Regions from separate parts of the Mus musculus genome. Here all the other regions are linked to region 2. Evidence: chromatin loops called from intact Hi-C (ENCODE). Cell type or tissue: heart. All regions are shown on one strand. Region 1 has its middle 95 kb from the start of Gm34784. Region 2 has its middle 18 kb from the start of Gm34784. Region 3 has its middle 85 kb from the start of 0610025J13Rik.

What was found. Hi-C counts contacts between places; a loop is a spot of excess contacts. Peaks named below come from ENCODE experiments on the same cell type or tissue, not always from the same donor. Only the 100,000 strongest peaks of a DNase experiment are listed, where the experiment ranks them.
Region 1: it touches region 2 in a loop (1.8-fold over the local background); 2 of 42 quality-filtered maps call a loop at or near these places.
Region 3: a loop joins it to region 2, with 2.6 times the contacts of the local background. A loop is called at or near these places in 2 of 42 quality-filtered maps.

The regions. Positions count from the first base shown.
Region 1 is chr4:98,217,206-98,225,205 of GRCm38, reverse strand. It overlaps the pseudogene Gm12691. Among named protein-coding and RNA genes, the nearest start is that of Gm34784, 95 kb to the right of the region's middle. In heart, no CTCF peak of the experiment used is centred here; a DNase peak (open chromatin) is centred at 3,455; H3K27ac peaks cover 338 bases.
Region 2 is chr4:98,139,987-98,147,986 of GRCm38, reverse strand. It overlaps the pseudogene Gm12691. Among named protein-coding and RNA genes, the nearest start is that of Gm34784, 18 kb to the right of the region's middle. In heart, no CTCF peak of the experiment used is centred here; a DNase peak (open chromatin) is centred at 4,946; H3K27ac peaks cover 679 bases.
Region 3 is chr4:98,232,409-98,240,408 of GRCm38, reverse strand. It overlaps the pseudogene Gm12691 and the pseudogene Gm12692. Among named protein-coding and RNA genes, the nearest start is that of 0610025J13Rik, 85 kb to the left of the region's middle. In heart, no CTCF peak of the experiment used is centred here; a DNase peak (open chromatin) is centred at 3,748; H3K27ac peaks cover 254 bases.

The DNA.
Region 1 (8,000 bases), 77 kb before region 2:
TGTTTTCCAGCAGAACTACTTTATGTAGTGCCTATGAACATAGTGAGTGTCATTTATGATAGTTAAATGCCACAGCCTCCTAAATGACACATTGCTTTTTGAGAAATGAGTTTGGTCTCTAATTTGGTTAAATTTTCACTTTTGTGACCTTTTGTACATGTCTTCCTATTAATAGATTTTTAAAGACTCTGTATGACACGGATTTCGAACCAGCTGTGTTTTACCTCCTATTATCCAATCCAGTACAAGTGTATGAAATTTGGCCACGTTAGGGAATTTGTCTCATAGTTTTCTGAAACCAGACATTTTTCTATAATTCCCTAGATTTGTCCGTCTAGTCATTTAATTAAAAATGGAAATGCATTTAATGAAGTCAGTTTGGCTTTTAGCTAATTCTGGCAGTTCCCTGTAATCATCTACTTATTTCCTATTTGTTCCTTAGTGCACTTAGCAACTGATTCTAAAATTTTGTCTTGAAAACAACAAAAACAAAAACAAACCAAAACAACAAAACAACCTTATGAATACGTAGTTTCTTCCAGCTGCCTGCTCCGGGGTGTTGCAATCTACTGTGGCTCCTTCTCAGGGAGGCTTTTTAGCAGCCTCAGCCGTGTGATGCTTGTGGATCCCCAGTGAAAGGAATCCTTCAGGCCCTACTTCAATCCTGTTTAACAATCTGTCCAGTCTTCTCGTGCCCCCCTGTCCAGGGAGAGATGGCGCAAGACACATTTACGACCTAGTTACGTAGCTTTAAACTTTCTAATAGCTTCAGTGAAGAATCAAAAGGGAATGAGGAAAAGTAGTAGTATTTTTTATTTAATATAACACCTCCAAACTATTATATTTTCAGAATATAATTATATAAAATGCCTAATGAGAGCCTTTGCACTCTAAATGCTTAATTAAAAAAAATCGAGCATATATTTTAAATTTTACTCTTTTTTGCTTGGTTTTGGTTTTTTGAGACAAGGTTTCATTGTGTAGTCCAGGCTATCCTCAGACTTTCAGCAAGCCCCCTGCCTCAGCCTCCTGAGTGTTGAGATTGCAGGTATAGTGTCATATCTGGCAACACTTTGGTCTTTAGTAGGTTCATTTTCAGTGCTCAAAAGCCACACAAGGCTGGCTTCTAGAATAGAATGGGTACAGATTCAAACCTTTTCAAGCTCTTGGCCCTACTACTATTATAATGCCTTCATTTACCTTGTACTTCCACCCCATTTTCATGTTTTCTCTCTCCTTTTCAGCATGAAGGTCTTGCTCTGAATACAGCTCTTGCGGAATAAGGGTGGAGTGGCATTGCTCTCTCTTTGTCTATTAATATTAACGAGGGGGACCTTTTACAGTTAAACGCCATAAAGAAAGCTCGTTAAGGGCAACAACATCCCCTAGCACACAACTCTCTCCAGAACTACAAAATAGGTATGGTACAGAGGCCTGGAAGCTAATTCCTTCCAGATGTTTGAAAAGCGAGCAAGACCAAAAGGTGGATACTGAAATTACTAAACACTTAATAAGGAGCTGATGGAACCAAGGCCCCAGGGTTGGCTCAGAAATAAGTGAAACACAGAGACCCTGTTTGTTCAGAGGAACTTCAAAGGCTCCTATAAACGCGCAGGAAAGGTGAGAGGGAAACCACTGCCGAGATCCAACATTCCTGCAAAGTCCAACTGGAGACTCGCCGGAGATGCTTCACTCCGTGCTGAGGAGGACGCAGGGGCAGGTCTGGTGAGCAGATGTCTGGCTTTTGTTTGCACTATTATTATGTACAGTGTGTGCATGCAAGATGCAGCCATTTCTCAAGCTGAGCCAAAGGGGACAAACCAATTAAACTCCCAGTTAATAAAACAAAGAAAATGCCGTTTCTGTACTAAATACCACTCTGCACTCAAACCATAAACCAGCTAATGGGACAGCAGATCCAAATAAATAATATTGGCCACATTCATTTTCAGTTTTCCTTCCGTTGCTCCCTTTAACAGTAGGACAAAACCAGAGGGTTTCCTAAGATTACAATTAAGAGGAAAAAGACCAGCTATTCAAGTGTGGTATCAGTTGAGAAAGACTCAGAGGTTTTCTCTTTGGTCATCCTTACCTGGAAGGAGAGCGGCCTACAGTATCCAAGCCTGTGTTTGCTTTTTTTTTTCTCTCCACTGCTAATCATTGTGACTTGCCAGGCACATGAAGGAAGGCCTCATTTTATAATCTTTCTTTGGGGACTCAGACAAAGAACAAAACATCAGCAGTCAGAAAGGAAGAAAAGAAATCAGATGTGGTCCATCATTTAAGTGAATCAGCTGCTACAGGTGAGGTGGAAGACTCTTTAAACTAGTTACCAATGGAGTTAAAAATGGGAAGCCCTACACTGTTAGGAGCAGAAGCAAAAAACCTGTTGTCTTTGGATCAGGTAGACTTAGTCTGGACTTCTAGCTCAGTGTTTAACTCAGTATATTGCTTAATGTATTAGATGTTTATTTTCATTGTTGTAATAATATACCTGACAGAAGAAACTTAACAGAGGAAAGATTTATATTGGCTCACAGGTTCAAACCTATCACACCAGAATTCACGATGGTGGGGTTGTGTCAGAATGGCTCACATATTGGTGGCCAGGATACAGAGACCTCAGTTAAAAACACATATAACCTTTAAGACCTACCCTTAAGGGATTCACTTATGTTATCTTGGCCATACTCCATGCTCATAACAGTGGATGTGGGAAGATCTATAACCTCCCCAAACTACATGGTCAGTGGATGGACTAAGTAGTCACACACATGAACCTGTGGAGGATAGTTCACATCAAACTCTAGCAATATTTTGACTTTTAACTTCCTCTTCTATAGACAGGGCATGGAAAAAAACCCATACCCACTTTCTAGGACTGTTGTGGGGACTGAATGAGAACGTGTATACAAAATGCTGATCTCCTGGAACCCAGTTTCTGGCCCAAGGTCAGGGATAACTAGCTATACCTGTATCAGCAGCCTATGTACTATGCTCACTTGCCTTCTGTAAGAAGACGTTGTGTGGGCATTCATGCCTCCAGCAGACTCTGATTTGCCAACAGATCCATGTCTTTCTCAATGTGCAGAGGATGAGCTCATCAAGGATGCTCCTTATGTGAGCCCTTTCTCTATAGAAATGGGACCATCTCACCTGAGTCACATTCCTGATGTATTCATGTCTAGGCATCTGCTGGCATGGTGGCTCACACAGTTCTCTTTGAGAAGGACTGCTTGCTAAAGAACCACATGGCACCGAGTATTCAAGCTTCCTTTCATTTTCCCTCTTACAGTCTTGGACCAATGGCCATAATGAAGTACTTTATAAAGTCATGGTCTGACACGAGAAAGATAAATGTAAACATTGCACAAACACTGTGAGGAGAAACATCTGGATGTCCACTGCTTACTTCCTGTTGAGAGAGTTTGGGAACTTGGGGATTTTAACAGTTGGACATGGCTATTTTGGGAAATGAGTTCACATCTGTACAAGAAAGAAAAGCACACACTCATTACACTTCACTCATCAGATCAGATATTGGCAGCAACAACATCCCAGGCCTGTCTGAGAACAAAAAAGACCGAATTAGAGACGGCCAGGACTTGTTTCCCTTTCTGCTCTCTCTCATTTAGAGCACCCAGTATCCATCATCAGAACTTCTTCTCTCTCTCTCTTTTTTCTTCCATTTATTTATTTATTTATTTATTTATTTATTTATTTATTTATTTTAGATAGGGTTTCTCTGTGTAGCTTTGGCTGTCCTGGGATTTGCTCAGTAAACCTGACTGGCCTTGAACTCAGAGATTTGCCTGCCTCTGCTTCTCTAGTCCTGGGATTAAAGGCGTGCATCACCCCTGCCCAGCCTTTCTGTACTTCTTATGTTTGGCCCATTCTTACACTGTCTACAGTTCAAAATCTTAACTTTGAAGGTTGGTTTACCCACTGACTTGTAAGACACACTTCAACAAATCCCTTAATATGTTTAACCCCTATTTATGTTTATTGAAAAAAATGAATAATAATAATAATAATAATAATAATAATAATAACTTTTTACCTCTTCTTAGGTATGTCAAGTTGACAGCCAAGATTAGCTACGACAGTGGATAAATTAGCAGGGTAAAAGCTTCTAGATTTTTTAAAAGATGACTGGATAGGGCATGCCAGTATTCAGGGTGAGAGTGTAAAGCAGACATGATGGCCTTTCTGGTTCTAAGGAGCAGCGGCTAATAACCAAGATTAAACCTAAAACTTCCACGTCTTTCTGCTAACCAGAGAGCTCTGAGTAACCAGGCCTCCAGCTTTTGTGGAACCAGAGAGCACCTGGTGACAAGATCTCCATCCCAGTGGCTTTGGAGGTCAGTGCTGGCCCAAGTGCCCACAGTCCTCTGAGAAACGGGAGCTTTGGTTCCAGTGAAATCTGAGGTAAATATGCAGTGTGGTTCTGATGTCTGAGGTGAAAAATGTCCCTGGGGTTATAGAGTCTACGTCCAGAGGTTATTTTGGACCAGTCTAACTACAGAGTCCCAATAGTAAACCAGTAGACTGGATCTGAAGTTTGGCATCCTTTCTCCAGAGGGTCATAGAATCCAGGGGTAACCAAAGTTTTAATTCCAACCTTGGTCCTGTTAGCATAATGCCAAGGCAGGACCAGTTCAGCAACGATTTGATAATTGTGGTGATTTGAATGATAATAACTCCACAAATTCAAATATTTGAATGTTTGGTTCCCAATCGGTGGGCAGTTTAGGAAGGATTTGGAGGTGTGGCCCTTTTGGAGACATGTGGGTATGGGTTTCAAAAGCCCTCACCAGGCCTGCTCTCTCTTTCCCTGCCTGCAACAAGAAGCTCTTATCTACTGATCCAGTGCTGTTCCTGTCTGCCTACTGCCAGCTCTCTGCCATGATGCTCATGTACCTGCCCTCTAAAACTTTACGCAAACTCCCAAATAACTGATTTCTTTTATAAGCTGCCATGCTCATGGCATCTCTTCATATCAAAAGAACAGTGACTAAGACAATAGCTAACACCAAGTTTCCCCAGTCCTTGCAACTGAGCTTCCTGCAGATATGCCTCAATGAAGAGTCATAGAAACCAGAATATCCCAATAAGCTCTGAAGAAGAGGAATCCAAAGAGCAGCAGAGGCAGCAGCAGCAACAGCAGGAACAACAGCAGCAGGAACAGCAGCAACAGCAGGAACAGCAGCAGCAGCAACAATAACAACAGCAGCAAGGACAGCAACAGCAGCAAGAACAACAGCAGCAGCAGGAACAGCAACAGCAGCAGGGACAGCAACAGCAGCAAGGACAGCAACAGCAGCAAGAACAACAGCAGCAGCAGGAACAGCAGCAACAGCAGGAACAGCAGCAGCAGCAACAATAACAACAGCAGCAAGGACAGCAACAGCAGCAAGAACAACAGCAGCAGCAGGAACAGCAACAGCAGCAGGAATAGCAACAGCAGCAAAACAGCAACACCAACAGTAACAGCAACACACCATTAAATCTCACTGGGTTCTTATGGCTGTGACCTGACCCAGATCCTAGGACATCCAGTGATCTTTCTTGCTTCTTTTGTTTTAGAAACATCCTTTTATTATTTTTTTTAAATTTATTACACTCTTTTATTTTTAAATTTGTTTTGAAAAGTTTTTTTGTATGATATATTTTGATCATATTCTTTCACACCTTCTAACTCTCTCCAGATCTTCCCCACACCCAACTTCATGTTATTTTTTTTTCTTTAAAACAAAAAAAGCCACCCAAACTCAAAACAAAACAAAGCACCAAAAAATCATGGAGATTGTTTTATTGGTCAACTACTCCTGAGCATGAGGCCTGACTTGGAGTGGGGTTGATATATTCAGTGTTGTGTCATTAGAGAAAACTGATTTTCCCTCTCCCAGAAACTATAATTTTCAAGTAGCTCCTTGGCTAGCGATAGGATTTCATTCCTGCTTTGCCTTCTCTGTGCTGATTTTTTTTTGGGGGGGGGGTCTGGTGTAAAGTGTGTAGGTTTTGTGTATATGGTCACAGTCTTGGTGAACTCATATGTGTATCAGCCCAGTGGTGTCTGGAGAACACTTTTTTTTTTTCAAGTTGTCCTCTACCTCTGGATTTTATAATCTTTCTGTCTCCTTTTCTGTGTAGATCCCTGAGCCTCGAGGGGAAAGGTTTGATGAAGATATCCCATTTAGGGCTGAGTGCTCCAAAGTTTCTTATTTTTGCACATGTTCAGTTGTGGGTCTCTGTGTTAATTACAATCTACTGCAAGAAGAAGCTTTTCTTATGAGGGCTAAGTGATGTACTGATCTATGGGAATAGCAATATGTCATGCATAGTCTCGTCATTGCTGTGTCCATTTAGCAGAATAATAGTGGTAGGTTTTCTTCTAGGACTCATCCTCTATCTAGTCTCAGGTTCTTAGCATCATTAACAGTGTCAGATATGGGATCCATCTTATGGAGTAGGTCTTAAATCCAGTAACATTTGTGTCTCTATTGTACCAGCTGACACATCTTGCAACCAGGTCACTATTGTAGCTTACAGGTTTCATACCTCATTGAGACTGATCATTACTTTCCTCTCTTTTAGTAGATAGTACCTACTGGGGAAGCTTCTCAATGAGCACCAGCTTGATTTTTCCATGTTCTATCCCATAAGTATGTTGTTATCTTTGTCGGTATGGTCTTACTGTCTGTCAGGCTTCATAGTGTAACCAACAGCATTGACAATAGTTTGTAATTTTTTTTTTTTTTGGAGGATGTCTATAGGACCTCTTTGGACAATAATTCAGAAGGATATAACCCATTTCTGATCCCGGGGATTTTATTTTGTAGCATATGGTATCTAGTTGGGGTACACTCCTTTTATATATTTATGTATTTTTGGTCTACCATATTAGGTTTCCACATGACCTTTGTAAGTGTCAGTAGTGTTAGTTTTCCTTCCCCATTACCTCTATTCCCCTATCCCACTGATTCCCCTCCCCATTTAGTCCTGTTCTAACACCCCCGTTATCCTTTTATAATACTATTGTATATTTCCTGTTCCTTGGAGAATCCTCTCCTCTCTGCTGGGCCCTCATGAGCTACCTAGCTCCTATGGATAGTTTCAATAAAAGCTAACATTTATATATAGGAGAAAACATGCAATGTTTGTTTCTGGGTCTGAATTTTCTCACTCAGGATGATTGTTTTCAGCTTCATCCATTTACCTACACATCACACAATTTCATCTTTCTTAGTAGCTGAACAACATTCCAGTGTGAAAGCATGCCACACTGCCATCCATTTATCAGATGGTGCACATCTAGGCTGTTTCCAATCTCTGGCTATTGAATAGGTCAGAAATGAACATGGGTGAGTCAGTACGTTGGTACTAAGATGTAGAGTCATTTGGGTATAGATTAAAAAGTAGTATAGCTAGATATTTTAGTAGATCTATTTCTGTTTTGTGAGGAACCTCCACACTGATTTCCATGGTGGTTGTACAAGTTTTCACTCCCACCAGCAATAGATAAAATTCCCCCCCCCCTTTTTTTTATCTGCTGTCATTTGTCTTATTAATCCTGGTTATTCTGACTGGGGTGATATGAAAATATGAACTCAAAATAGTTTTAATTTGCATTTTCCTGATAGCTAAGGATGCTGAACATTTTTGAAAATGTTTCTCAGAAATTTGAATTTCATCTATGGAAAACTCCCTGTTTAGTCCCACATCCCATTTTAATTGGATTATTTGGTTTGATTGTTCAGCTTTTTAAATTTCTCTGTGTATTCTTGATGCTAACTTTCAGTCAGATGTATAATAGGTAAAGTTTTTTCTCTTATTCTGCTAGACTGCCTCTTTGTTTAAGTGATAATGTCCTTTGTTCTATAGAAATGTTCTATCTTCATGAGTGTAGTAAGAAGTTTGGTTTCTTTGAAAAATGCAGAAATATTATGACAATATTTTTTTTAAATTTATTTTTATATGTTTTAAAAACCAATCCCAGG
Region 2 (8,000 bases):
CAACAGTGTATCAAAGTGAAATACTAGACAAACCTTCCCTTAAGGATTTATTAGGAAGATACTAATTTGGAAGAGTCTTCCCTTTTAATTTGGAAATTAAATCCTCTCTCTCTCTCTCTCTCTCTCTCTCTCTCTCTCTCTCTCTCTCTCTCTCTGTCTACTATCTATCTACTATCTATCTACTATCTATCTACTATCTATCTATCTATCTATCTATCTATCTATCTATCTATCTATCTTTCCTCTCTGTCCCCCACCCCCATCCCCCCTCTCTCTGTTCTTACCATGTTGCTGAGACTGTTTTTGAACTTGAGATCCTTATGTGTTAGCCTCCTGTGTAGCTGAAATTAAGTCCAGCTAAAATCATCACTTCCTCATTGAACCTTAATTAAGAAACTGTGCTGTACTTAGGAGCCATGTGATACCAGAAATTTAAAATTTTAAAGGTTGGAATGTCACTTACTACCCCAGTAGTGGTAGAGGGAATGGGAGAAGGAACATGCAGGGTACTGGTCTCCTCTCCTTTGTCCTCTCTAGGGGTTGTATGTGTTGCAGAAATCTATATAATAAAATCCAATCCAGTATGAATACTGGATTGTATTTTTCACATGGGTGAATTTTATGGTATGCTCACTGTATGATTATAAAACTCTTATTTTTAAAACAATAATTTTCCAAGAGATGAAATCAGAACTACTTAGATCCAGGCTAAAGAGGCTCTTCACCAGGACCCCACACTTTGAGGCCCCTTTCTTTGGCCCCTTTGTCTGAGTTGTCATGAGCCTCTTATGATAACATGAGAACACTCAGCTAGGTGCCCTGTTCTCTATAATAGGCCACACATTTGGTTTTAGGTGCTGAAGTTCTTGTCCAAATGTCTCTGGTTTACCTTTGTAGCTTGTATGGACCATTTCATGTGTCCAGTTCCCAATGGCAGATCTTGTCTCTTCTAATCACAAATAGTCTTTTCGCTGGGACAGGGGAGGCATAGATAAAATTGAAGATAGAGAGGTTGGGTACAAGCATGCAAGCAAGGCTTATGAGTTCAGGATTGGATTGGGGGTCAGGTAAGAAGAGGGCTTCTGTTTTTCCACTCTGATTCTTTTATTCTTGTTATAGGTCGTTCATATCCTGGAACTTGGAAGCTATGATTGAACAAAGTCTAAAGTTAGCACATTTACCAGCCTAGCCTGGTACATTTCTAATACAGTACAACAATTACCTTTCTCAATCCAAATACAGCAATGACTAACACATATTAAGTGTACCAGGCTTTTTTTTGATGGATTTATCAAATGCTATGCCGGTAGCGAATAAGGAAGTTGGAATTGGGCCTACCTCTCCTTTTCCTAGGCTGCCGGTAAGATGGTGGACATTCAGACAGAGCATGCTTACCAAATGTAGCGTACAATCTTTCAAAAACAAGAAGCATGTTCTGCTGGGAAAAATTGGCAAACATAAACTCCCTCAGTACTACAAAAACATTCATCTAGGCTTCACGATGCCCAAGGAAGCCATCAAGAGTATCTACATAGACAAGAAATGCCTCTTCACTGGTAATGTCTCCATCTGAGGTCAGTTCCTGATTGGTGTTGTGATGAAGATGAAGATGCAGAGGACCATTATCATCCACTGGAACTATCTCTATTACATCAGAAAGTACAATCACTTTGAGAAGAGTCACAAGAACATGTCTGTGCACCTGTCCCCCTGTTTTAGGGATGTACAGACTGGAGACATTGTCACTGTTGGAAAATGCAGGCCCTTGAGCAAGATGGTTAGAGTCAATGAGCTCAAGGTCACCAAGGCTGCTGGCCCCAAGAAGCAGTTTCAGAAGTTCTAAGGGGACTCTGGCTAATGCCCTAGAACAAATAAAGTTATTTTCCAACTTAAAAAACAAAAAACAAAAAACAAACAAACAAAAAAAAAACCCACAAAAACAAAAAAACCAAACCAAACCAAATGCTATGCCATTTAGTCCTTGTACCAAAGTAGGTACTATTATCCCAACATTCTTAGTAAATATTGCAGCTTGGTGAGGTTAAGTAAATAGCTATGTAAGAATTTCTCCCATAGACTGACTGTCAAGATCCCACATAGCCATACCTTCCTAGGAAGGTTTGCTCATGGAGAAGACTGTTGTAACAAGGAACACATCTCCTCTTGTCTTTGAATAGTTCTGAGTCTGACACAGTAAGAGAGGGATATCACAACAGAACAGTGGACTGAGTTCTCTTCATTTGAACAAGGCCAGAACGTACATCAGTATTGTAATATGGATCACATTTGCAGAGGACATTTTCATCTTCTCTGCAGCCTGCGGCAATGGCTGTCAGTTATTCCTTCTAAGATTAATCTTTTTGCATCAGAGATATGGAGATTAAGCATTCGGCGCATGAGGACTTATGCACAGATGAATTTGATTTTCTATATGTTACTAAGATTGGGCTCACAAAGCATTCCTTCCATCTAAAATGGGCTATGGTTACTCAAAACCTACTGATGTGCCTAGGGGCACTTTTCTTAAGGTTGCAAACAAGACCTTCAGATTTACCAGTTCAAACTGGTTTTATCAAAACTGACTTCAGTTCTAGCATGAATTCAGCACACAGAAAAGTGATTATATTTAATAAATGCTATAAAATTCATTGGCAGTTAGTATATTGTCTTGTTGGTTATCCTTTCTATTAAACTGAATAAAAAATGCTGAAGGAAAATAAGTAAATATGTGTGAGTATGTACCCTTACTACATGTTATCCTTGGTCTACACATGACTGAGTTCTGTAAATTGTCCAAAGCGGTATGGCTAGAAGTAAAATTGTTCCCCCAATGTCATTTCACCTATCTGTTTTTCATCAGCTTATAGGCACAGAGCACTGTCCTGTTCACAATCTCACGTGACTTTTCTCTGTGTTTAGTGAGCTACACTGTTGTAGTTCAAGTCTTCTTTCTGGAGAGGAAGTCCTTTCCATTATCTCCACGAGGGCCCTGTTGTTTTCCATTGTTTGGTTTGACTGTTTTGGGTCCCAGGATTTGTCCAGCTGGCTGTGGGATCTAAGGTTAAGGATCGTTAAGGCTGGGAGGGCTGTGGAGACTCCCAGGAAAGACACTTCCTTGTCTATCCATGCTAATGACAGAAAGAGATCTGTCTTCCTTCTTTTGAGGATATAATGTGTTGAGAAGCCTAAAATTATTGCATTAGATTTGTTGCTATGAGCAGAGCCAAAGAAGGGGATGAAGAAGGGAGGGGCTGACTCTCAGCAGGATGGACCAGACAGAAGCCAAACAAAGCCACAGAACTGTGAGATCAGGGTTGAATCACACTTGTACTGCATCTTGCTGCTTTGTTTGGACTGGGCAGATGTAGTAGGTTTATCTGCCTTTACCTTGTGTTTGAGAAACAAGCACACAGCTTCAGAGATTCATCAGAATTTCATGCACTGATAGTTGAAATCCAAGACTTTAATGATAATCAAATCCCATCCATGTGTGTATGTGTGTGAGGCTAGAGCCCAGCTCCTCATACATGTTCCGTGTGTGTGTGCGCGTGTGAGGCTAGAGCCCAGCTCCTCACACATGCTCTGAATGTGTTCTACCACTGAGCTACTTGCTGAGCCTCTCTTGTTCTTTGATGCTTTCTCCAAACATGAGTAAGAGCAATGTTTTTTTCCTTTTCACTCAGGAAAAACAAACCAACACCAACTCCATTAAAGATTCATCAGCCAAAGGTGGGCAGAAATAGAACAGTTCAGCCACTGTAACAGAAAGAGTTGCACTAAAGCCAATAAAACCAATGAAATTGGAAATGACCAGTGCTAGTTAGTCTGAAAAAGACCCATTAAAAACACTCACTAACTTCTTAAAATTCATAATTCTTAAAATTTATAATTAGCAGGGGCCTCAAATACTTCTAATATCTGTGAAATAAATAAAAACATGATAAAGATGAAGCATAAACTGCTAACACCCCAATCTACTTCTCAACAGTGGGGTGTTACTAAATCTCTAACACATGGCCTTCTGCCTCTGTAGAATACTTCTGTTTGTGAAAGCGTCACTATCTCACATGGTCCTTCTGGTTTTGTTTGTTTGGTTGGTTGCAGCCTTTGGAGGCATGCTCTCACTATAGAGTCCCAGCTACCTGGGAAGCTGTATATGTAGCCCAGGATGGCCTTGAACTGGCCATCCTCTTGCTTGGCCTGTCAAGTGATGAAATCACAGATGTGTACCTCTTTGACTGGTACAATTTTGGTTTTAAAATTACAATTAACCATAATTAATTAAAAATCAAAATATACCCAAGCAAAACCAGTAATATTGTGATACATACTATGTACATATATATATTTTTTATTACCTAAACTCTTAGTTGTTCCCTCTTAAATTATACAAATCTTCTGTTTTGACAAACAGCTTATGGTTTGTTTGTTTCTTTGTTTGTTTTTCTGCTGGATGAGAGAATGGTCAAGCAGAATGAAGAAGGTCTGTTGTACTTTGAGGGGTGGTGGGAAATGGAACACCTAGAGTTGCCCTTGGGAACAAAGGGCAACTCTAACAAATGGTTTGTCATATTCTCTTAATTGGCACCTTCATAACTCTAGGGGAAATGTGCAGGAGTGGATGTTACAGGCTCTGGACTAAGGCCAGAGGGACAGACTTATGGACTAGGACTAGGTTGAAGGCATGGCCATTTACAGACCATGTGGCTACCTAAGAGCAGCTGGGAGCAGGAACCACTGTTTGTTCAGTTGCTTGACAGAAACCTGGACCCTGTGGTGCCAACATTAACCAGAGTTGAGACGTCATAAATTCCTTGATATGGAGAAAGGGAAAGAATCCAAAGACTCTGTGAGATAGGAATGCTGGAGCAGATTTATCATGTGTGACTTTCCTTCTCCCTCCCTAACTTTGTCTCCTGGGAGAGAGCAAAGGACACTCCTCTGGCCACAGTCTGGAGAAATACCTTCCCAAGGGGAATGCAGCAACTGCTGTCTACAGCCTTGAGGGAATGGGGAAAGATTAGATTGACACAGGCTCCCTGGATACAGTGGAATTTGGATGGCCCAGAGTCTTAGGCAGACATGAGAACTCTTCAACAGCAGAAGGGGAGACTAAAGGGAACTTTTTGTTGTTGTTCCTTCCCGGGTAAACATTGCTTTAATCTAGGCAATGGGATTTTTCCAGGTTCATTTTCCCAGATTCAATTCTGAATCTTGTTGAGCAAGTAAACAAAGATGCCAGAAGCAGGGTTTTTATCGGATACCTTGGGATAAGAACCCATCAACTCAACCCTACTCCATTTAACTTTCCATAGCTTTCAAAGCTAACTTGCCCTCAGATATCATGACCTCCCCACTTGTGATCTAGAACCTAAACATGTTGCCCTTGATTTAGATCCCCCTTAACTGGCCCAAATATCCCCTCCTTGAGAAATTCCTAGGTGTTGTTTACCCAAGGTGTTCACTCAACCCTGACGGGACAACTCCACACAATCTTCAGGTTTCAGGAGAAACAGCTCTGTCTTGTTGGACCTTTCCTCCTATAGTCTATGTCTGTTCTCTTGTAATACAGTGTTAGTTACGTCTGAGTTTGGATGCTTTCTGTGTGCTTTTACTTCTATAGCCTTTCAAAGGAGAGAGGAGTAGCTTTGCTCCCTGTATCTGCTCAGAAATTGCTATGTATACAGAGTTCTGACCGTGGTCCTTCTCTTCTGTAATGAGAGTGTCTTTACGTCTTAATAAATATAAATCTATAGAGACATTTTTTAATGATACCATAGTACTCTGCAATAAGGATTATGGCAATAATAATAATAGCAGTCTCCTTTTGAACATTCCTCCCTGTCAAGCTATCTCATACAAGCTGCATGCACACGATCTGCTTAATGGCTTATAGACTTTATATCCTACATTACAAATGTGGTGTTGGAAGCATAGATAATGAAGTCACCCTTTTCAGAATCTCATGGCCAGCATCCTGTGTCATCAGGACCTGGACCCAAGCATTCTCCCCCAAGATCCTATGGTAAACGTTCTTATATTTAACCAGTATTCTTGCTGATGTACATTAGGTTGGATGTAAATTTGAGCAACTCTGAACACCGGAATTCACCCCTCATGTTCATGCAATTATTCAATACTGTCTGAAAATATTTAGGGTTTTATTTTTTCTGCTAGATTGAATATCTTCTACCAGCAGTACGAGAATCTTCTTGCTCACATCTTTGTATTTTGATATATTCAATTTAATATAAGATGGGCAGATTACACAAAAATACATGTTGCTACACTCAATTTGTACTTCAATAAGAACTTCTTTGGTGTAAGTGAGACATATTTCTGTACAGGTTAAGCTTCATGCAACATTTACAACTTGTACTCAGAAGGACCTGCTATGAAAAAATTAATTCTAAGTTCAATTGAATTGAGCATACTACATGTGTCTGATCATGTTTAGGGGGAAAGGATTCTTCTATTTAAACTTCATCTTATAAATATCTTAATAAAGATGGCCCACGGGTAAAGGCACCTTTTGCCAAGCCTTGACCGCTAGAGTTCAATTCCTGGGATCCACGTGATGGAAAAGAACTAAATGATAAAAAGGAAACAAAAAAGGAAGGACTTGGCTCCTCCTAGGTATAATGGAGGACAGGGTTTGTTGTGGATAAAAGAGAGAGAGCATAGCTAGAGGTAGGGACACGTGGGAAAGTCCAGACTGAGCAGGGGCATGAGCCAGGCCATGTGAGTAGAGGGGACAGAGGACAGGGGACAGGGGACAGGGGACAGGGGACAGGGGAGAGCCATCAGGGTAAAGGGTAGATCAAAAAGCAAGCTGGTAACCAAAATGACTGGATTTTATAGGGAAGGGCAGCTGAAGGAAAGACCACCCAGGTTAAAGAAGTATAGGGTAGGGGGCAGGTATGTCAGAAATACCCTATAACAGGTAGGGACTGGGGGATACTGGGAGACCCTGTTGGCCAAGTCTACTTTGATAAGTTAAATAGGCACCTCAGTTAGCCATTTGTTCCACATTTTTTCTCTTTTTTTTCATTTCCAAATTATTTTTCAATCAGGTATTTTCTTCATTTACATTTCAAATGCTATCCCAAAAGTCCCCCATACCTCCTGCCACCCACTCCCCTACCCACCCAATCCCACTTCTTGGCCCTGGCTTTTCCCTGTACTGAAGCATATAAAGTTTGCACGACTAATGGGCCTCTTTCCAATGATGGCCGACTAGGCTGTCTTCTGATACGTATACAGCTAGAGACACGAGCTCCAGGGGTACTGGTTAGTTCATATTGTTGTTCCACCTATAGGGTTGCAGTTCCCTTTAACTCCTTGGGTACTTTCTCTAGCTCCTCCATTGGGGGCCTGTGTTCCATCCAATAGCTGACTGTGAGCATCCACTTCTGTGTTTGCCAGGCACCGGCATAGCCTCACAAGGGACAGCTATATCAGGGTCCTTTCAGCAAAATCTTGCTTGTGTATGCAATAGTGTCATCATTTGGAGGCTAATTATGGGATGGATCCCTGGATATGGCAGTCTCTAGATGGTCCATCCTTTTGTCTCAGCTCCAAACTTTGTCTCTGTAACTCCTTCCATGGATGTTTTGTTCTCAATTCTAAGAAGGGGCAAAGTGTCCATACTTTGGTCTTCGTTCTTCTTGAGTTTCATGTGTTTTACAAATTGTATCTTGTATCTTGGGTATTCTAAGTTTCTGGACTAATATCTACTTATCTGTGATTACATATCATGTGAGTTCTTTTGTGATTGGGTTACCCCACTCAGGATGATACCCTTCAGGTCCATCCATTTGCCTAAGAATTTCATAAATTCATTATTTTTAATAGCTGAGTAGTACTCCATTATTTAAATGTACCACATTTTCTGTATCCATTCCTCTGTTGAGGGACATCTGGGTTCTTTCCAGCTTCTGGCTATTATCAATAAGGCTGCTATGAACATAGTGGAGCATGTGTCCTTCTTACCGGTTGGG
Region 3 (8,000 bases), 92 kb before region 2:
CAGCATTGGGGGTACAGGCACACATAATTTTTTATGCTTTAAGCATGTGCTCTTACACACCAAGCCATCCCCATAGCCCCTGCTTCATGCATTTAATATTAGTCAGTTGCTGGAGGGCTCTTTTGCTTTATATCAGTGGCTCTCACCCTCCCTAATGCTGTGACCCTTTAATACAGTTCCTTATGTCATGGTGACCCCACCCATAAAATTATTTCATTTTTACTTCATAACTGTATTTTTGCTACTGTTATGAATCATAATAGAAATATTTGATATTCAGGGTATCTTCTCTGTAACTCCTGTGAAAGGGTCACTCTACCCCAAATGGGGTCATGACCCACAAGTTAGGAACCACTGCTTTGCATGTCTAAAACTAGCAGAGAGGCAAGAAGACTTATTTTAAATACTGGTCTGAAGAGCCCTTGTTGTCCTTTTATTTGGCAGTAGCTGTCAGCGACCTTGGGCAGTTGGAAGCTTCAGTAAGTAGCATCTCCATGCATACCCTGTGTATGGGGACTTCTAGATTGTCCTCCAAACCTCTTGTGGTAACCAGGCCCCGCAGGTTCTCCTGTTCAGTTCCTTATAGCCTCTGCTCTCTCTCTCTCTCACTCCCACTCTGTGCTTTCTCTCTTCCTGAACTGAGTACTCTCTATCTCTTCTGCAAAGGCCCCTCTGTTCTATGTCTTCTACAACTCACTGGTTACTGTTGGGATGACTTGGAGTGCTTACCTCTGCCATGAGTGTGTTGGGCAAAAGGACTCTTTTGTTCATCATCAGGAGCTGGGGCTTTGACCTGCAATCTTTTCATAAATGTCTCAAGGTATCCATGGAGGGTCCAAGACAGCTTAGTGCTGGTGTAAGGATGGTTCTGCTGGCTTTTAGACTGATCTTTTTTTTTTGTTTGTTTCAGGGCAGAGACAGGTATGTGAGCCGAGGGTTTCACAGCTGCTGGACACTCAGCAGGCCACTTGAGAGAATCTGTTCTGGATATACCTAGAATCTCCCAGTGACAGGCTGTCCATTGTCTTATTGGACCAATGGCAGGTGGACAGGGTCATCTACCAGGTGGAGAAACCCTCCACCACCTTTTTAGTTGTCAGGTGGTAGTTGCCAATGGACTGAGCTCAGAAGCCAGGGCCCAGGTGTCTCCCAGATGATTCACTAAGTGATCCTGAACAGCAGCGTTTGGACCAGTCACAGCCATTTATTTGGGTCAACCAGAGCCATTGATTTTAGGGCCAGCCATAGCTGCTCATTTGGGCCAATCACATTCTTGCTCCTTAGCACCAGCCGCAGTCATCCGGGATTCGGGCTTTGTTCAGTCATGGTGCTCTCTCTCAGCACCAGTCACAGTAGTCCTTCCACCAGGGGAAGTACTCACTCTGGCCAATGTGGAAATGGTTTCAGGGCCATCTGGAGTCTGTCAGGTTCTGGGATAGCAAAAGGTACAGACCACTTCAAACAGCTCAGGCGAAGCTTCAGAAGCTGGGATGACCAGCTGTAGCCTTTTCACTGTTGTCGGTGAAGTAAACAAGACAGACTAGCTCTGGCAGAGTCCTGCTGGCTGCTTGACTTACAGTTCTTTTGTTCAAGGCAGCAAGTGATGGAATCAAACAATAGCTAAGCAAAGAGTCCAATCACCCCATTCCTTCTATCTTTGTGTTCTCTCTCTCTCTCTCAACTGAATATCAGGAATGCTTCCCATATAGACTTAAAGAACCTACCATGGATATCAGCAGGTGTTTAAAATAAATTTTTACAGTGTTTTAACAATATATAACACATATCCATGCTCAGAGGGAGGTGGCCTCTTCTGTCCCACGTTCACACAGACTCTTGCTGCCCTTCATCACTACCTGTCTTTATCACACCCAGTCACTTGTGTGCTGAGCCAGTGCCCACTGTAAAGCTATGGCTGTTCAAGTGTTCTGACCTCTGTGTTATGTGTCCTCTTTGTAACTCACCTCTCGGCAGAGCAATATTGTTCTCATTACAATGCTGTAAGCTGGTCCTTATTACAGTAGAGGCACGGGTGACCTTTGAGTCTTTGAGCTGTCATTGTGCCTGGCAGTAGCTGATGCTCAGTGTGTGATTGGCTAAGGAGCTGCCGTGTGTATCGTTTCACATGGAGGAAGTTCAGTTGTAGCAATGCCATCACTGTTCAGACAGTGATGAAAGAGGTGTAAGAAACTGAACCTCTGATGGTGAGGTGTAGGTCCTATTTCAACTGACCATCTCATAAGAAAGCTCACCATACTTTACACAATGCAGACACCATCCCTAGGAGGATGAACTTATGATCCTCAGAGCTGGTAGAGTATAGTTTTCAAAGTCTCCAGCAATAGAAATTTCTCTGCCTATGCTTCTGTTTCAAGGATAAATTAGTCTTAAATTTTTTTAAACTATAAAACTACTCAAAGCTCATTAAGGAAAAATTTGTGAAGCAGAGAAAAGCAGAAGAGAACAAAACTGTTTTCAGTTAGTGCCTCGCTATGTAAATAGCGGGGCTGTAATATTTTAGAGTATGAATTACTCTCATACTGATGCAACTTAATAAAAGCCAGGCGATGGCACACGCTGCACCCCAAATCAGAGCCAGATCCCGCAGAAAACACATAGGTGGATGTCACAGCCATTTCTGAAAAAAAAAAAAAAAAACCACAAGTAGGCAGTTACTCCTGGCTCAGCCTTCGAAGCCATGCTATGTGGGAGTGTCGGGAACGACAGAGTTAGCACATACTCACAGAGGGTGCATGGTGCTAACCCCAAAGTAGGACATGCCTCAGACCATGCTGCCTTCAGTGCCTTTTCATGCAGTTACTGATCAGTACTTCTCACTGCTGTGCTAGGCACAGGGCCCTTCTTAAAAGTTACAGAGCCTCTTCAAGCCTCACGAGCTTCATAGCTGGCTTGCCTCGTACTGTTTCGAGACCAGTGGTACCCGATACTGCCATCACTATGCCTGTGCCATTCACCTGGTCTGATCTGACCACACAGGGACTGTGTCATTTTATACTAGCACAAGAAGACTGAGTAAAGTCCGACAGGGTTGAGAGAGAAAAACAATAGAGGATAAAGCCACATGACTTCAGTGTACTGCTTTAAAGGTGTTCTCTTTAATCGGCAGTAGTCACTCATCTCTTATTGAGTCTGGTTTATAAATTGAGATTTGTTTTAAGCATGCACATGTAGGAATACACACACACACACACACACACACACACACACACACACACACACAAAATTACTTATTAGGTTCTTTTTGTTGTTGTTGTTGCTGCTGTGATAACACACCATGACCAAAAGTGGCTTAGAGCAGAGTCCATTTTGACTTAAAATTCTAGAGGGAGAATCTAATAAGGTAGCTGGGGGGGGGGGGAGTGGCGGGGGGGGAGTGGCGGGGGGGGGAGTGGCGGGGGGGGAGTGGCGGGGGGGAGGAGTGGCGGGGGGGGGAGTGGCGGGGGGGGGGAGTGGCGGGGGGGGGGGGGGAGGCACAGCAGCAGGCAGCCGGAGCAGGAAGCTAAAAAAAACCAAAACAAAACAAATAAAAACCAAACCAAAACAAAACAAAAAAACCAAAACACACACACACACACACACACACACACACACACACACACACACACACAACCACATCTCCGAGCACACACAGGAGAGAACAAATTGAAAGTGTGGCAAGGCTACGTAAACTCTCAAACTCTTGACATGTTTCCTCCAGCAAGGCCTCACCCCTGAACGTTATGTAACCTCTCCAAACAGCGTTATCAACTGGGAACCAAGTGTTCAAATACAAGAGCCCACGGGGAGACTTCTCATTCAAACCACCACAGTGCTTCATTATTATGTATGGTTTCAGTTATACACTGGGATCTTGAAATGTATCCCTCAGAGATAAGGGGAGAGGGTACAGCAAATACGTTAAAGCAGCTTTCAGACCGAGGAAAGTATACAATTAAGGTGCTCTACCGGGCAGCTCACCTCCTTCATCGTCATGGATAGTCCTGACAACAGTGTGTCCCGACTTCATGACACTGTGATGGATTCCTATATGTGCAATGATATTGTTTTAGTTGTCATTAGAAGTGTTTTTTTTTTTTTCCCACCCAGAGCAATGAACCACACTTTCAACTGACCCTCTGTTTGGCATTCAGATAGCTTCTGAACACACAGTGTGAGGCAGGGCAGTCACAGCCCTGCCTCCCTGCTGAGCACAGCAGTGTAACATTTACTGGCACCCACACTGTGGCAGTCATTGTACTTGGTGCTTTTTCAGAGTTAACCTATTTAATACTCTCAATCAACTGTAAACTGGCCAGTACTTCTTTTCAACTCTAAAAGAAGAAACGGGAGACTTATACCGCCTTAACTCACACTCCTGGGATTTTAAGCACAAGGTCAAAACTCCCATCGGGTTGATAGGGCCTTTGACCGAGGGTGGAGGGTTTGGATTTTGAGTTCACTGCGACGCGCATTGCCCCCTTTCTTCCTTAGTTCTGTCTCAGGAGTGGCCTATCACAGGGAGGCCATTTAAATCAGACTCTGCACCGAGGGGGCAACTCCTCAGCTTCCTGGGGTTTCACTTGTAGGAACGCATTTAAACTCTGCCCTTCCTTCCAGCTAGCTCCCTCCTTTATGGAGAATGCAGGGAAGGAATAGAGGAATATATTTAGCTGTAGACTCTAGCTGATCCAGCACCCCTGCCCCACTCCGCCCCGCCGTGGCTGCAGGTAAATGTGTTGATATTTTTGAGCACTGGTTCCTTCTCCATACACCGTGGCTCCTTCAGAGATGTGGTTTCTCACCTCAAAAAGATCATTCACCGTCAGTGAATTCATTCCCTTCCAGGGATGAGTGGATGGTTCAACTAATGTGAATCAATAAACGTAATGTATCCTGTAAATATACTTAAGGATAGAAATTATGTGATTATATTCATAGATGTAGAAAAGGCGTTTGACAAAATCCAACATCTCTTTATGATAAAAACATGGAAGAAACTTTGAATATAAGAAACGTATCCTCCAGCTCCCCGCTGCAGTGAGGGCACCAGGTCACTACTTCAAGTAGGGCCCAGAAGAGGGAGGAGGCACTGCCTCCAGGATAGTAACTTTACAACACAATGCAGAGCATCAATTGAGTGGTGGTGGGTGATGGGGCCCGAAGGCAAGACGTGCCTTCTCATCTGCTATACAACCAATGCCTTCCCCCAAGGAATACATCCCTCTGTGTTCGACAATTACAGGGCCCAGAGTCCCGGTTGATTGGGCGCACCATGAACCTAAACCTGTGGGACACTGTGGCCAGGAGGACTATGACCGCCTCCGCACCCTTTCCTACCCTCAGACCAACGTCTTCATCATCTGATTCTCCACTGCCAGTCCACCGTCCTATGAGAACGTGAGGCACAAATGGCACCCAGAGGCGTGTCACCACTGCCCTGACATGTCTATCTTCCTGGTGGGCACCAAGAAGAACCCTAGAGCCCAGTCTGATACCCTACCATGCCTCAAGGAGCAGGGTCAAGCGCCCGTCACTCCACAGCAGGGCCAGGCACTGGCCAAGCAGATCCATGCTGGGCACTACCTCCAGTGCTCAGCACTGCAGCAAGACGGCATCAAGGAGGTGTTTGTAGAAGCTGTCCAGGCAGTGCTCAACCCAACACCGACAGCATCCTCTGTGACCTTGGCGCTCAGCTTGGAGGCTATCCCTTGTCCCCCCACCAACTGTGCCTTGGCGCCTTGTCTGCCTCTAACTGTGCCTTAAGGACTAATTCTGGTAGCCCTTGCCTGGGAACTCTCTGAACGTCTTTTATTCCTTAAGGAGGTACACAGGGAAAGGGGCTTTGGGCCCCACTTGAGTTCACCTAAGTCAGACTGACCTTTCTAAGAGGCCAACCCGGTGCTCGCCTCCATTCCCTGCTACTGACCAGTTCATCCAGCTTTCCAAAGTTGTTGCTGCCTGTTGTGATGCCTCCTAAGACAGGGGCTCTAACCTCTCTCTGCCTTAGCTCTTGGACTAGGCTCTCCAAGATGATCTCTCCCTCCCCCAAAGGAGAAGCCACAGAATCCTGAGAAGAAAAATGTGCCCTAACCTGCCCCATGTGCCCAGGACTTACGTGTGCCTGCTGACTGACTCAGGCCCCGTGCTCCTGGGTGCCTTTCCTGCCCCCATCAGCATCAATAAAACCTCCTGTCTCAAACAAACCAAACCAAACCAAACCAAACCAAACCAAACCAAACCAACCTAACCAAACCAAACCAACCTAACCAACCAACCAACCAACCAAACAAACAAACAAACAAAAAACACATATCACTGTTTTTGCTTTATCTTATGTTTTATTTTGTTATGTTTTGTTGTTATTTCCTAGAAGCCTGTTCTTTTCTTTTCTTTTCTTTTCTTTTCTTTTCTTTTCTTTTCTTTTCTTTTCTCTTTTTTATTGCTTATTTTATTTATTTACATTTCAAATGTTATCCCCCTTCCCGGTTTCCCCTCTGCAAACACCCTACCCCATCCTCCTCTCCCCTGTTTCTATGAGGGTGCTCCTCCGCCCACCCACCCACTCCTGCCTCTCTGCTCTAGCATCCCCCTACACTGGGGCACCATGCCGTCACAGGACCAAGGGCCTCCCCTCCCATTGATGACCAACAAGGCCATCCTTTGCTACATATGCAGCTGGATCCATGGGTCTCTCCATGTGTACTCTTTGGATGGTGGTTTAGTCCCTCGGAGCTCTGAGTGGTCCAGTTAGTTGATATTGTTGTTCTTCCTATGGGGTTGCAATCCTCTTCAGCTTCTTCAGTCCTTCCCTAACTCTTCCATTAGGGTCCACGGGCTCAGTCCAATGCTTGGCTGTGAGCATCTGCATCTGTATTGGTCAGGAGCCTCTCAGGGGACAGCTATACCAGGCTCCTGTCAGCAAGCACTTCTTGGCATCAGCAACAGTGTTGGGTTTGGTGTCTGTAGATGGGATGAAATCCTAGGTGGAGAAGTCTTTGAATGGCTTTTCCTGAAGTCTCTGCTCCATTTTTTTGTCCCTGCATTTTCTTTAGATAGGAACAGTTCTGGGTTTAAAATTTTGAGATGGGTGTGTGGCCCCACCCCTCAACTGGGGGCTGTGCCTATCTACTGGAGGTGGTCTCTACAAGTTCTCTCTCCCCTTTGTTGAGTATTTCGCCTGTTCTTTTCTAATGAGAGAAAAAAATGGAGTAGATCTGGATGGGAGATAGGCTGGGGTGCAATTAGGAAGAGTAGACACAGGGGAAACTGTATTCAGATAAAAAAAGAAAACAAACTAGATTCTGGAATGTGGTAAATTGTAAAAGTTTAGTTTTGTATTCTTTTCCTTTGACAACATTTGAACCAGCAATAACAGGAGGGGGTTAAATTGACATTGTACATAAAAGTCATTCATCGAAAAGAAAGAGAGAGAGAGAGTGAGAGTGAGAGAGAGAGAGAGAGAGGGAGAGAGGGAGAGAGGGAGAGAGACAGAGATCACAAGACAATAAAGGCTATAAACACAAAGCTACAGTCAAAATAGTGTTAAATATGGAGAAAAGCTCAAAGCATTTGTACTAAAATCTGGAATAAGACAAAGACACCCATGTTCTCCACTGTTATTCAATGTAGTTCGTGAAGTTTCAGCTAGATCTGCATGGGAAGAGGAGGCAACAACAGGAATACACAGAGAAAAAAAAGATGCTAAAGCATGCTTCTTTGTTGGTAGGATTCTATAGATGAGACACACCGAGAACGCCGCCCAGCAAGCTCTTAGAGCTAATAAACCCTCTCAGCAAAGTGGCAGGATAAAAAGTGAACACAGAAAAATTAGTAGCTCTCCTATGGATTACAAACACGGCGAGAAAGAAATCAGGAAAATAATCTCATTCGCAATTTTCCCCAACAGCAAACCAAACCAAACCCAAAACCCCAGTAATAAACCTAACCATGGTAGTGAAAGGCATTTACAATGAAAAAATTTAAAACACAGGAGAAATTGA